Linked DNA regions of Homo sapiens: region 2 is linked to region 1. Evidence: chromatin contacts called from ENCODE Hi-C or POLR2A ChIA-PET data. All regions are on one chromosome and are shown on one strand. Each heading gives the region's core, a stretch centred on a gene start or an enhancer-like site at or near the end of the contact. The rest is flanking DNA. Distances are from core to core; before and after follow the strand shown. Region 1 holds the start of PSD2-AS1 (PSD2 antisense RNA 1). Region 2 overlaps NRG2 (neuregulin 2).

Region 1 (7,306 bases), core at 3,413-5,912:
CTCAGCCTGGAGAACCCCACCCTGGAAGTTGCCCCAGGCCTCAGATCCAGCAAGGCTGGATAGAGTGAGGAATGCAAACCCAGAATGGGCTTCAGCCTCCCTCTTGCCCCAGACACCCAGGCCCCACAAGGGTTCCTCTTCCCCAGGCTCTTGACAGACTCTTTCCCTGAACCATCATCCCATCAGTGGCCTTGTTCTGCTCTCATTTACTGACCAGGTGCCAGGGGTGGGAGGGGCTTGGGCCTCCCCTAGGGCAACCTCCAGGAGGAAACCTAGCTTTGTGCTGAACCTTCACCCTGCCTTTTCTGCAGGCCCCACATCTGGAACCATTTCAGGCAGAAGCATAAGGCTGAGCTGCCCCTCCTTTGATGATGTGGCTATGGGGAAGGGTCATGCCCTTTGGAAGGTTGGGGGTTACAATGCATGGAGGGCAGCCCTCCTGAGGCTAGGAAAAGGGAGGAGAGGGAGCAACAGGAATGGGCAGGGCTGGTGGAGGCTGGGCAGTTTGGAGTTGAGATATTCATATTTTGGGTTTTTTTTTGTTTTGTTTTTTTGTTTTTGAGATGGAGTCTTGCTCTGTCGCCCAGGCTGGAGTGCAGTGGCATGATCTCAGCTCACTGCAAGCTCAGCCTCCTGGGTTCACCCCATTCTCCTGCCTCAGCCTCTGAGTAGCTGGGACTACAGGCGCCTGCCACTACACCTGGCTAATTTTTTTGTATTTTTAGTAGAGACGGGGTTTCACCGTGTTAGCCAGGATGGTCTCTATTTCCTGACCTCGTGATCCACCCACCTCGGCCTCCCAAAGTGCTGGGATTACAGGCATGAGCCACCACACCCAGCCTGGTTTTTTTTTTTTTTTAAGACGGTCTCGATCTGTTGCCCAGGCTTGAGTATAGTGGCACAATCACGGCTCACTGCCTCAACCTCCTGGGTTCAAACCATCCTTCTTCTTCAGCCTCCCAAGTTGCTGGAACTATATGCTCACACCACCATACCAGCTAATTTTTGGTGTTTTTCATTTGTTTGTTTGTTTTTGTTTGTTTGTTTGTTTTGTAGAGATGGTGTTCTGTCATGTTGCCCAAGCTGGTCTCAAACTCCTAGGCTCAAGCAATCTGCCCACCTCGGCCTCCCAAAGTGTTAGGATTACAGGCATGAGCCACTGTGCCCAGCCAGTTGAGGTAATTGTGTCTTGGTGCCCAGCACTGGAAGAGAAGCAACTCCTCCAATATGTGGGATCAGGGGACAACTGCAGAAAGGATACCGTAGATGACCAGCATCTTCATCCCTGAGGAAAGGAATCCAAGCTTCACTCTTGGTACGCCTCAGTTTCCCCATTATTTAAATGGAGACATTACTTTCCACACAGGATTCTGGGGAGGATCCATGGTGAGATGATGTTTTGGCACAGGGCCAGCACATCCTAGCTGCTCAGAATGGGGCAGTGGCTGCTGCTGTTGCTACTATTACTGCTTTGTTTAAAACATAGCTGCTTCCACCAAAGCTGCCATCCAGCTGAGAAGATCAGGACAACACACCCAAATCAGTCAGAGAAAATGCAATCAGACACTGGAACTCTGGGAGAGAAGGATCCTGGAGGGCTGGGCAGTCAGGAAGAAGTTCTCAGAGGAAGTAACCTGGGGCTGAACTTCAGAGATGGGAGAGTGAAGCCAGCCAGAGTGGTGGGTAGAGGGCATGCTAGGGGGGAACCGACTGAGCAAAGCCCTGGAACAGGAGGGTGCCCTACAGGTCAGGTGGGCCTGAGTGTGTAAGAAGCAGAGAAGCCAGCTGGGGTCGGTTGGGTGCTCCAGGGGGCCTGACTTACCCTGGGGAGACGAAGGGGGAGACTGGATGCTAACTGCCACCTTTAAGGAAGGACTGTCTGCCCTGAGGCCCATCCCACCTGCACTCCATCCCAACAGAAGTCCCGAGGATCCGCAGGGGGCCACTGACACCCACCCCTATGTATTCACCCCCCCCAACATACCCCAGGGCTCCTAGAAATCAGGTGACTGCTCCCTTCTCTCTTTATTTATTCTCTGTTTTTTCCCTTTTCAGGAGACGATAATTATTCAGATCATCGCGGTGATTTACTCGGCAATCAGAGCCGCTCGATGCGGTGGCCGCGGAGCCGAGACAGACGAGCATTGCCTAGGAGGACGGGCCGGGGGCTCAGCGCCCCTCCCTCCCACCTGCCCGGCCTTTGTTCTCTTCGAGGTCTGCACCCGCGCTGCCTGGCGGGCAGTGGAGGCGCCCACCCGCGCGGACATGGCAGCAAGCTCGGGGTCTTGGGAATGAGTGTGCACATGAGTTCGCCCGGGGGAGGGGAGTTTGGGGGCTCGTGTGTTGCTGGGTGCTGGCTTGAAAATGATGGAGTACCTGTGTGCATGTTTGGGGGTGGTAGTGGTGGTGGTTGGGAGTGTACTAATGCACGAGCATTGCGGTCAGGTGTGTAATTGGAATGTGTGCACCTGTGTGATTACCGGGGGCCTAGGGTACATCTGTCTCCACAGGCTTGTTCAGAAGTGCAATGGGCAGGTGCCCAAATATGTGTATTTTAGGCACATAGCGGGGAGGAGAAGAGAGTTGGGGCTCTTGTGCTGAAGCTGTCTGAGGTGATCATGGAATCATGGATGTGGCAGGGCTGGGTTCTAGCTCAGCCTCTCGAACCGTGTCTGGCTGGGTAGGTGGGGTGGGGGCGGGGGAGTGTGAATCAGCTCAGATCCAAATGCCGAGTTTTCCTGGGTCAGTGCTGGGGCCCCGGGGGTCACGTGAATACAGATGTGGCTCGGTTCACAGGCTGTGTTCACACGTGTCCGCAGACCTTCGCCCCCTCCCGCCCGCGGGCTGGCGCAGTGACGGTGACCTCATTACCGCCTCCGCAAAGGCCCCTTGAAATCCCTGCGCCGTCGCATTTGGCTGCTCAAAGTGATGGGAACGGCCTGAGCTTCCTGATCAATCGCTTAAAATTCAGGGTCGGCTCGCTCGCGGGAGAGGGCTGCCTGCCAGCCCCGCGCACCGCGCTCTGCCGCCTCCCCCTACACCCCCTCCTTGCTTTGGCGGGGCGATGCTGTCGTATTGGAAAACATCCCCGCGCTGGCTGGGGGGCCCGGTGGGGCCAGCGCTGGAAGCCGTTCCACTCGAGCAGATGGCTGTGAAACTTTGGCGGCGAGATAAATTGGGTCTGACGGCGTGAGGCCGGCTCACAGATGGGCGGGATTCTCACGCCGGCCCCCACGTCCGGCCGGGCTGCGGGCAGGGCCGACACCGCTCAGAGCCCCCTTTGGGCACCCGCCTCGCCAGCACAAGCCTTCAGGAGGCCACCCATCCGGCAACAGCCTTCCTCAGCCGAAGGCGCCCTCCACCACATTCCTTCCGGCCCCAGATCTCCCCAGAGACGAGCCCAGAGGGAGGGACAGCCCCCAGCCCCCGCCCGGTCACCTCCGCCAAGCTGGCAGCTGGGCTTTCCCCCTCCTCTGCCATCCGCAGAGGCCTGAAGCGTGAAGGTTAACAGCTGGGGGGGAGGCTGCGTCTCCCTCTCTCACCCCCGCTCTGCTGCAGCCCCGCCCACCTGCCAGCCCAGGGGATGTCGTAAACAGGGCTGTGAGGTGTGTGTGTGTGCGGGGGGTTGGGGGTAACTGAAGGGGGGGAGACAAGAGAGAGTCAGACAGACAAAGAGAGGAACGAAAATGAGCAAGAGGCGAGCGGAGACCTGAGCAGAGACTGAGGGACAGAGACAGCTAGAGACAGAGACAGGCAGAGAAAGAAATGGAGATGGAGATGTGGAGATAGACACGGAGACACCCAGAGAGAGAAGGGAGGGAGGAGGAACCTCAGAGCCAGAGAGGAGACACACAATGAAAGTGGGAGGAGGGCGAAGGACCGGGCGAGGGGACAGGATACTGGCAGAAATGCAGGCTGCCTCGAGCTGCGGACGACCGTGGAGGGTGGGGACGAGCCGAGGTTGGGAGCAGGGTGCGACCCTGGGCTACCCTCACTCCTGCACCCACCACCAGGGCTGGGAGCCAGAGCGAGGGAGCGTCGCTGCCCCTGGGTGCGCCCTCCATCGCTACGCCACTTGCCCGCCTCGGCTTCCCCGGGAGCGCTAGATGAAGGGAATGGCGGGGTTGGGGAGCCGTGGGGGTCAGGGGGTGCTGCGCGGCCATCACACTGCCGCAAAGCCAGCCTGTCTAGCAGCCTCCCTCGCGCATCAGTCCAGCGGGCAGATATCGATCCCGCCCAGCCAAGCTCTATACTCGCGGCCTGCAGCCCGTTCTGTGGCGGTCCTACAAAGAAGCGGGGGTGCCTCACTTCTCGGGCCTCCCCCGCGGGGGATTCTGTACCAGAATAACACCCCCGGGGCCAGGGTCAGGGCGGCACACTCGCCCCCGCCTGTCCCAGCGCGATCCCATTCGGCGGGCCCAGGTAGCCTGCGGCAGGGAGAAGGCTCGGGTGACCCCCCAGCCCCGCCTTCTGCAGGGCGCGCGAGGCCAGAGGAAAAAATCTTCGCTGAGTTGATGAAGTTGAAGTTTCGTTCAGGGCGTGAAGGAGACAGCCAATCAGCGGGCCGTTATTTACATGGGCTCTCTGATTGGCTCTCACGGTGCCTCTTTAGAATGTTACTTTGAGACCTTCACAGAACGAAAAGCCCCCCGCTGGGGGTGGGGGAAGGCTCAGAAGCTCCAAGGTTTCATGTAGGGCTCCCCAGGCCAAGCTTTGAGGGAAGATGGGGAGCTTAGATATAGTTTTGTCCAGCTTTCACGATACAAATGACCAACTTGAGTCTGGAGAGACAGAGAGGTGGAGCTTGGCCTGGATCCAGGAGATGAGTTCGGCCTAGCGCTCTGCAGTGGGCCCACCACCCCTGATACCTAGACGTGTGGTCACCTTGGCGGTGGGGAGGAGGGGCTTGGTCCTGGCAACCCCTCTCATCCAATAGCAAGAGAGGGGCTGATTCAATGGTTTGAGGGGGCAGGAGCAGGTAAACCTGGCGGTGTCGGTCTTGTTTGTGACCGGACAGTGTGGGTGGTACCATCATGTTGGAAACCCCGCAAATAATGCAGCCCCAGAGGCAGGCCAGGCTGACCCTGAGGTCATGTTTCACTTGACAGCCTGGGCAGGCACACGTGAACACAGGAGACCCCCAGGCGGGGGCCTCGGGGCCTCAAGAAGTGGGTTTGCTCTGAAGGGAGTGGCACTGGGCAACCCGCAGCAGCTCCGCACTGCCCCGCACCCGCACTACCGCATCCAGCAGACACTGAGTCACTCTTGGGGACGGGGGCGAAGTCAGGACATTGGCAGCTAGGAGCAGAGAAGTTCTCTCAGAAGGCCTCCACCCTGCCTTCCCCACTGCGTCGGCCCCGCCCACCCATGCTGGGAAAAGGGCCCCCTGGGGTTGCCATTCGCAAATCCTGCCCAGTCTCCTGGCCCACACTCCTCCCCAGGCGACTCAGCATAGATGACTCAGGACTTGGAGTGGGGCTGTTAATGGGCAAATGTGGTGGTAGGGGGGCCTGAGTGTGTGGCCGAGGCTGGAAAGTCCCTCCACCATCTGCCTGTGGCAAATTGAGGGACAGGTAGGAGAATTCACTCTAGTGGGGTTCTAACCCTGCCCCAATTCTTTCACAGTGACACAGCCTGGAGACCCAGCTCTGTCACTCAACTCTACATAGCCTTCACCCAGAGCCTGACAGTGTATATGAACAAGAGGCTGTGCCTGTGAGTACTTGCGTGCCAGCAGCTGGCCTTGTGACATGCCCCTGTGGGACCTTGGGCTGCAGCATCAAGTGCTAGGGCAAACACCTTGTTTGCAGAAGACCCAAGGACCCCACAGCCAGTGCCAGGACAGCTAAGAGACTCCACCACCTGCCACCCCCCAGAACTTACCCTGCTAATGAACCAAACTTGCTGTGTGACTTTGAGTGCAGCTCGCACATCTCTGGGCCTCAAACTTCTCTGTAAAACCATGCCCTCCTGAATGTACCATTCCCAGTGGTGGCAGCTGCAGAGAAATCACAATAGCAGGGGCAGGGTCCAAGAAGGGCCTGAGAAGCTGGTTCAGCCTGTGGTCTGGGAGCCAAGTGGGGCAGGGACAAGATTGCCAAGTCCCACGGTTCTCACCAATTCTCATAATCTCATCTCTCCTCTTGTCTTCCTGCCCGCCTCATAAATAGCAGGAGGCTGGGCTGGGTCTGGGGCAGGAGCGGGGAGCTGCATGTGTGCATTTGTGTGTGTGTGTGTACACACACATGGGGAGGGTGTGAGAGCCTTCCCCCCACCCCCGCCGCTGCCACCATCGTGCTCTGAGAAGCTGAGATAATCCCTCGCCATCTGTCTTGTGTTGCTAACCCACTCAGCCGGACAGCTGCCCGGGCCACAGCTCTACAGGCGAGCAGGCGGGGGAATGAGGGGCATGGGGGGAGCTAGCCAACTCTGAGGACCAGGCAGCAGGGACACTCAGTCCTCCCATCCCAGAATACCCCTGCTCTAGAAAGGGAAAGTAAAGTCAGAGAGGGGACAGGCAGGACTTCCCCCATTCCTGCTTCTGAACCTGGGAAGGATTGGAGGAGTGGAGACCATTCCCTGGTCTGGGAGTTGGAGGCCGAGCCTCCCAGAATGCAGGAAGGTGATACAGGATCACCGTCTAGCTTATGTTGTTATGAGCCCACACAGATCACTGTGATGGGAGGGGTGCAGTAGGACAAGTCAGGCCTTCTGGGCGCAGGGAAGGGAAGAAGGGGTCGTCTCATACTTCCCCAGCCTCCAGACAGGCCAGTGTCCCAGGCCTCCAATGGTCAACTTCCCAGAGCCAGGAGGAGAAGGCAGGCTTCTAGGATTTGGGGTGGATAATGCTTAGTGTACAGGCCCATTGTTCTGATGAGGAAACTGAGGCTCAGAGAGTGAAGTGACTTGCCCCAGCTCACCCCATGAGTGGAGGAGCTGGAACTTGGACCAGACATCAGGCTCCAGCAGCCCTAGCTCTGCAGCCTGTTCTTTCTGCCTGCTCCCCATCATCAAGCCCCTCACCCTGCCTCACCTTCCCAACTTGTGGCTATCCCATCCTGGGGCTCTGATGTTCTGTCAGCTGAAGCCCAGCAACCAGACTCTCAGCAGTATGGTCCCAATGCAGTCCAGGGGATTTCAGCCATGACAAGCAGAGCCTGAGGAAGGATGAAACTGTGCACTCAGTGTGGGCTCCCACCCTCCGCCCCTTCCCTGTCAATCATCTTTCACCTCTCCCACACAATTAGCATGCTTCCACACACATGCACTCTCAAATACAGATCGTACACACTCATGTGATCACACA
Region 2 (7,306 bases), core at 2,957-5,456, 220 kb before region 1:
AGGAGGGCCAGGATTCATCAGCAGAAGTGTCAGAGTCCCTCTGTCCAGGGGCCTGATTGGGTGAATATTCAGGCCCTGTTATACATTGGAGCATCAGCAGCACTGCTGTGTGGTGGCATGAAAGCCACGGCCTCCTGCTGGCAGCTGGGGCTGCTGCTGCCATCCCTGTTCAGGAGGACTGCGTCGCTCTGCTGTTTGGCCTGGTCTGGGGCTGGGGAATGCCTTGCCTCAAGCTCTGTTGGCAATTGTGCTGGTTTGGGCTGCTTTCTCTGAGCAGCTGTTTGCCTTCTTGGAAAACCTGAGGCTTTGGTTTGGGAGGAGTTGAGAGAGTCGGGGTGTCCCTCTGGGGTACTGTCCCCTGACCCACCCTGGAACATAGTGAGCTGTCTGGCTCCACCCATCTCCCCCACGTAGTTCCACTCTGGACCATTCACGCAGGCTCTTAGAAGTCTTAGAGCATGTGACAACTGTGCCTAGGGTGGGAGGAGGTTGCTGTCGTGGAGCCAGGTGGGAAGCTGGAGAGCTAGCCTGACCATGAGGGGTTAACAAGGTGGTGGTAGGGTTCTTGCCCTGGGGCAGTGCTGATGTGTCTACTGCCACCAACAAAAAATCCTAGTGCCCGTGCATCAAGACACCTTTGTTTCCCCTTAAGCTGGGAGAGTGAAAGCCAGCCCCAGGTTAGAGGCTCTTAGTGGCCTGAGGCCAAAAACTCCACTCTCCTCTCCAGGGTGACACAGTGGCATCTCCTGACAGTCAGACAAAAACCATCTCTCCTGGCATCGCTTGGCCACTGATGGCTCAGGGCTAGATAGGTATGGTTTGAGTGAGGGTCATGGGGAAAGTTGGGAAGGGCCCTCCCTCTCTCTGGACTTGATAGGACCCAACCAATTCAGTAACTTCAGGGGTTAGGTGGAGCAAGAAGCCAAGAAGTAGAGGCCCTGTCAGCTTTGAGAACCTCTCTGACGGAGGAGTCTAACTCCAGAATCCTTTGTTCTTTGAGCCTGTCTGCAAATGCCTGTGTCCAGAGATCTGGGACACACTCCCCAAGCATGCATGTGACAATGTTTGTGCCTAGTAGAAAGGGCATGTTTATGGCAATGTTTGGGAACATGTGATTGGGTGCATGTGCTCATGATTAGCTTCTTAGCTTTAGGGGGTTTTGGGTCCCTTGAGGTTTTGGGTACCTCTGAGAATAAGACTGGCCTGGGATGTGTGGTTATTGACAGGCTGTGATTCTAGAATGGGCATCCGTGTGTGTGTGTGTGTGTGTGTGTGTGTGTGTGTATCTGTATTTCTGTGTATGACTAACCATACATTCTCTCTGGAGCTAGTTCTTTAGGCCGGAAAGGAGATACATAAAGTCCCAAGACAGTAGGGTAGACATTGGAGGGCCAGGCTGGGAATTCGAGTTATTACCATTTTCCAGCACCTTTCTTTGATCTGCTTTTCTTCCCATCAATTCTTTGTTCTCTCACCCCAGCCTTGGCTCTAAAGGAAGAGAAGACCCTAAAAAGGTTTTGTGACCAATGGTCCTGCCAAATTTGGGGGCCAGGCATGGCTGGGCTTGTCCAAGAGTCAGGAAATTGAGGAACTGGGCAGCACAGAGAGAGATGTTACAGTTCATGGAACAGAGCCCCCTTTTTTTTCTCTTGTTCTTTTTTCCTGGCTTGGAAATAATAGGTCTTCAATCTGAGATTAGAAGAAAAGGAAAAAACCAGAAAGGAACCAGTTTGAACAAAGACAAGTTACTGGATGTGAACAACCCCAACTCTTGTGATTGAGTATTCTTACCTAGATGAGGTTCTGCATGCTGGGGTGGGGCTTGGGGTTAGACAGGGAGCAGTGAGGACATTCAAGGCCACCAGGCCTAGAAAGAGGAAAGACAGCAAGAGTGGGCAGGAAGGTGGACTCTAGAGTCAGGCAGACGAGAGTCTAAGCCTGCCTCTTTCTTTACTGGCCAGACTTCACCTCTCCAAGTCTCAGTTTCCTCTTCTATAACCTACAGGGTGCTTGTGAAGACCAAATAAGAAAATGCATATAAAGTGTTTGGCATGGTGGCTGGCACATGGTAAGAATAAATGGTACCTATATGTATAGGGCTCAGTTCTTTCCTTATATGAGGATCATGGGTGTGAAGATGAGGGAGGAATCTCAGGGAGATATGTCTTAGCTGTCTGCAGAAGAAACCCTCTTTATCAAAAGACTCCAGCACAGATGCCAACCTGGTTGAGATAGGGACGGGTTTTCCCCCAGGGCCTGATGCCTATACTTTATTTGAACGTGCAAATACATGTGTATGTGAGTGTGTGTCAGGATAGATAAGGAGGGGAGATATTCATCCTTTTAAAGGAAGGATATGGCCTAAGGTTATCTCCAGATCACCGTGGATGGTGGTTATAAATATATCATGTCAGGTTGTTCAGTGAATTTAGGGATGTTGAGGACTTCTATTTGAGATCTGCTTTATGGAGGTCAAAGTGTTGTGCTTGTCTGGAAACCATTTGTCTCTTTGTTCATTTATTCACTATTTATTCATTCCTTTAATTCACTAGTATATGTTCCATGTCAATCATGGGAGGCTTAGGCTAGTAGAGAAGAAACCTGTTGAGATTGAACCTGGAGAAGAGAAACCTAACCTGGAGAAGGTCAATCTTGAAAAATGACCTTCAGGTCTAGAGAGGGCTTTTATATGGCTCCATATTGCCTATGAACCAGAGAAGTTATATGTTTAACTGCAACATGGTTAGGCATAGTCAGAGGCCTGATTTGTTGGTATCTGGTCTGCCTGGGGCAAGAGGCAGAGTAGGCAACCTCTTGAGGACCCCTCCAGGCCCAGGCATCTAGAATATTCCACTGGCTTGGTTGCTGACTTACTGCAGGACCTTGAGCATATGAGTAAGCACTAATAAGCCTCAGTTTTCCTCTCTGTTAAATAGTGATGAGAATGTTTTCTTTCAGTTCCTCCCTGCCTTCTGGGGCTTGGGAAGGATGAAGAAGCCCCCTGTGTAACTTCACAGGACTTCCTGTGAAGACGGTCTGAGCAAATGCCCTGGCTGCCCCTGCACTCCTACCCTGAGCACAGGATTCCCAAAGTGCAGTCTGGGGCCACTCTTCATTTACCCCAGCCTTGTAAACCTTGTCAGACCTGATTCTCCTAGAGATGCCAAACCATTTCCCTCTTCCACTTCTGCCTTGTACTATTCCCCCTGCCTAGAATGTTCTCCTCAGTCTTCTCCAAGCAAATCTTGTTCTGTCCCGATAGTTTTGAGCCAAGCTGGCTCTGATCACCCTTCTCCCACTGGAGGTTTGTCTTTCTCTCTTCATCCTCCATAGTTTGTCTCCAACACAGCCTCCCTCTTTCTATGCTCTCTTTAGCTATCCCCCGTTCTGGCACTCGGTGTCTGCCATGTGATCTGCTCCAGGGGCTTTGCAGCATTGGTAGAAGGAGGACTGTCAGGGGCTGAACTTGATGAGCAGGGGGAGCTTGAGGGAAAGAGGAGAGGGGAAAATATGCTGGGGCAGTCAAGGGCTAGTTCCTGGGGCCAGGGAGACAGATAGAGTAGAAGAGGCAATCAGGTGACCACTGTGTGTGCCTCCTGCCACCCGGCTATCTAAATCCCAATGACCAGCTCTCTGTGCTGGTCAGGAAAGCAAGAGCCTCAGTGGAGAGGAGACACCTTGGGAGGCTGGGGGGCATTTGCATGGGGCTGCCTCGGCCCCCACATTATACTGGGATTGAGGCTGGATGAGTTTGCATGTCCCCAAGCTAATGCCAAGTCAGGACAGTGGCTATTGCAGACGATTCCTGAAACTGGATTGAGCTGCCAAGGAGAGACCTCTTCCTTTAGGAGCCTGAGGATGGCCTGATAGCAGCTGCTTTTGCTTTGCCAGCCCTGCTTTCACCTCCAGCTCTCAGCAGGGAGCAGGGGGCCAACCACAATCTAGAGACTGAGCTGGTGACACATAGTGGGAATGGCCCTGTTCTCTGGTCAGCCTCCCATGAGAAGTTCCCCAGGAGGAGGGAGGGACCTGCAGCATCTGACCAGATGTGGAGGTCACAGAAGGAGTCCAGCCCCATGCTGATCAGCCCCTACGGGGTTGCTGTCGCTGGGATGGTGGGAGAGGGAGGGCCTGGCCTTGAAGAATGTTTTATTCTTCTGGCTGCAGCAGCCAAAGACCATGGCTCCCACATGTTTCTAAACAAGCTTGATTGTCCTCTAGAGTGATGTGTCACATGCAGGGCTGGAGCCTGAGTCCTGGCAGGAGGGGAGGAGGGGGGCAGGGATGGGGGTGAGGGGCACTGAAATTCTCAGAGAGACAGGACAGTAGAGGCTCAAGTCAGGGAGAGAAGGCCCTGCCGAAACCTAGATCATGGCAGATGCACTTATGTGCAGTAGCAGGGCAGGCAAGGGCACCGGCTGGGGCTCCCCCTTCTCCTCAGACCACAGACCCAATCAACCCTCCCGAAACCCCCACTACCAAGGCAAGAACCGTAAACAGCCTGAGTCAGAGCTGGGCGGCAGCGTACAAGCGTGTTGGTTCTGTCATTAGCTGTAATAGCAGCATCTCACCTGGCTGCCTATGCCTTTCATCCAAGCCTCTCAAAGAACTTGACAGACAGCAAAGGGTTCTATTATCTTCATATTACTAGTGGAGAAATGAAGGCCCCAACGAGCCTGGCAGCTTCTTCAGAGTTCATGGAGGAGCTGGCAGGAGGCTGGGAATGGGCAGGTCTCCAGGTCTTGGGCTTTTTGGCCTCTCCTCCTGCATCCGTGACTATGCTGACATGTGCTAGAAGGTGGTGGGGTTAACTTGTCCCCTTGAACTGATGTTGGGAGGTTCTGTCCAACATAGGAAGTAGGTTCTGAGTTCTTAGGCATCTACCTGTTTATTCTTTCTTCCCTAAGTTGTCAATGTTGAGCAATTAACAACACTAATAATTGCTACAACTTACATGGCGTTTACTGTGAGCCAGAGGATGCAGGTGCTATATTACTTCCATTTACAGATGAGGAAACTGAATCACAGATAAGTTAAATAACTTTCAGGTCATATATCCAGTAAGTAATAGAGTTAGGATTCAGGCCCAAAAGTCTGATGCCATAATTTTTTTTGTTTGTTTGTTTTTTGAGATGGAGTCTCGCTGTTGCCCAGGCTGGAGTCCAGTGGCGCAACCTTGGCTCACTGCAGCCTCCACCTCCTGGGTTTCAGCGATTCTCCTGCCTCAGCCTCCCGAGTAGCTGGGACTACGGGCATGTGCCACTGTGCCCAGCTAATTTTTATATTTTTAGTAGAAACTGGGTTTCACCACGTTGGCTGGGCTGGTCTCGAACTCCCGACCTCAGGTGACCTGCCCGCCTCGACCTCCCAAACTGCTAGGATTACAGGCATGAGCCACTGGGCCTGGCCCGATGCCATAATTTTAACCATAATATTATATTACCATTCTGGACCATACCTACATCAGACTCCTTGTGTCAAAGCAGAACCCCAACCTCAGCTCTGAAGAGAGGAAGGCTCCAGTCTTCCCTTTCTTCCTCATTTAGTGGCAATTGATGTGTGGAATGAATTCCCAGGAACCTTGCCCTGGATCTTGGTTATAGGGATGTTGTGGAGGAGATTCCTATTTGACAAAGTTTCTGATCTATCAGAGCCCAGGACCCAGGGATAGAGGTGCAGCATCACCAACCCCTACTCACCTTTTCCTCAATGCCAGTTGTCTAAGAACTGGGGAGAGAAGGGTGTCCCAGGCTACTTGGTAGTGGCTAGCACAGTGAGTATGCTCTTTGACAGGACGCTGCCACACTCATCTTCCAAGACAGGGAAATCGGCTGGGCGCGGTGGCTCACGCCTGTAATCCCAACACTTTAGGAGGCTGAGGTGGGCAGATCATCTGAGGTCAGGTGTTTGAGACCAGCCTGGCCAATGTGGCGAAACCCTGTCTCTACTAAAAATCCAAAAAAAAAAGCCAGGCGCGGTGGCCCATGCCTGTAATCCCAGCACTTTGGGAGGCCGAGGCGGGTGGATGATCTGAGGTCGGGAGTTCGAGACCAGCCTGACCAACGTGGTGAAACCCAGTTTCTACTAAAAATACAAAATTAGCTGGGCGTGGTGGCGCATGCCTTTAATCCCAGCTACTCAGGAGGCTGAGGCAGGAGAATCGCTTGAACCTAGGAGGCAGAGGTTGTGGTGAGCCAAGATCACGCCATTGCACTCCAGCCTGGGCGGGAAGAATAAAACTCCATCTCAAAAAACAAACAAACAAACAAACAAAATTAGCCAGGTGTGGTGGCACATGTCTGTAGTCCCAGCTACTCGGGAGGCTGAGGCAGGAGAATCGCTTGAGACTGGGAGGCGGAGGTTGCAGTGAGCTGAGATCGTGCCATTGCACTCCAGCCTGGGCGACAGAGCAAGACTCCGTATCAAAGAAAAACAAAAACAAACAAACAAACAAACAAAACACAAGGAAGTCTTATTCTCTGTCTCAAGGCCAACACCCTCTCCTGTACAATGCTCACCTTCTCAGTGGTGGCCATATCAAAGCACAGCCACAGATGGCTACCTATTCTGGCTTCTCAGAGAGGTCCACAGGCCCTGCCCCAGTCTGCCCTGCAGCATTTTTGGGGTTGGAGGTTATAGCCTGGTAAAAGCCACACTGGGAATCTGATTGTGCCAAAGCTTGCTGTGGGGCCTGGGGCAAGTCACTCATGCCACCAATGGCCCTCGGTTTCCTCATCTGTGGAATGAGGAAGTTAATCCAGTGCTGAGGTCTCCCCAAACACTCTGTTCTGTACTTGGCTCCTGGTTCTTGGATGTCTAGAAGGTAAAGTCTCTTGAGAGATGCCTGGGTGAATCACAGACGTGAGTGGTGGACAGGGGTGGCAGGAAATAGTGGGAAATTGTGCTAAGCAAGGTCGCCGGCCATTTCTATTACATGCTTCCAGTTCAACTATTTGTGACTTTCTGAAAAGTTTATGGTTTGGGGATTTTTTTTATTTGGTCATTTTTTCCATATTTGGTCATGGCCTAGAGCAGTGATTTTTGGAAAGATAGAGTAAAAAACCCCTTCAGCTGTTTGTAAGCATTGCAAACACCCACAAAAAATATCCTTTTTCCATTTAGAAGAAATAACAACATAGTTATGTTTTCCTTTTCAGCTCAAATAACTCCCAAACAACTCCAAAGACTTCAAACTTGGCTGGTAATTAATCCTTAACAAAGGGGACTGGACAGTATGTGCTCTGCAAAGTTTGGAAAAGAGAGATTTCAAATCAAAAAGTATTGATGCTTGAAAAAGCTCGCCATT

The links. A loop is a pair of places that touch in the nucleus more often than their neighbours do. ChIA-PET counts read pairs that join two places held with the same protein, here RNA polymerase II (POLR2A). Pooled maps may share reads with other maps.
Region 2: a loop to region 1 is called in a pooled map, with 2.4 times the contacts of the local background. The contact joins the enhancer-like site here to the promoter of PSD2-AS1 in region 1. A Hi-C loop is called at or near these places in 2 of 50 pooled maps. POLR2A ChIA-PET finds 5 or more read pairs at or near these places in 2 of 52 experiments (GM12878 and activated CD4-positive, alpha-beta T cell).

The regions. Positions count from the first base shown.
Region 1 is chr5:139,743,579-139,750,884 of GRCh38, reverse strand. PSD2-AS1 (PSD2 antisense RNA 1) reads left to right here and starts at 4,662. Exons shown (of 3, transcript NR_105053.2): 1 at 4,662-4,691; 2 at 5,626-5,715. It also overlaps a transcript of PSD2 not described here. RefSeq lists enhancers at 1,552-2,199, 2,897-3,006, 4,145-4,792 and silencers at 2,597-2,646, 6,316-6,909.
Region 2 is chr5:139,958,336-139,965,641 of GRCh38, reverse strand. All of the region lies in intron 1 of NRG2 (neuregulin 2), which reads left to right. Among named protein-coding and RNA genes, the nearest start is that of NRG2, 81 kb to the left of the region's middle. RefSeq lists a silencer at 4,357-4,506. Within about 2 kb of position 4,206, at least 2 of the 41 ENCODE cell types and tissues checked have a DNase peak (open chromatin) inside an H3K27ac peak, as active enhancers do; they include GM12878, where a contact is called at or near this core.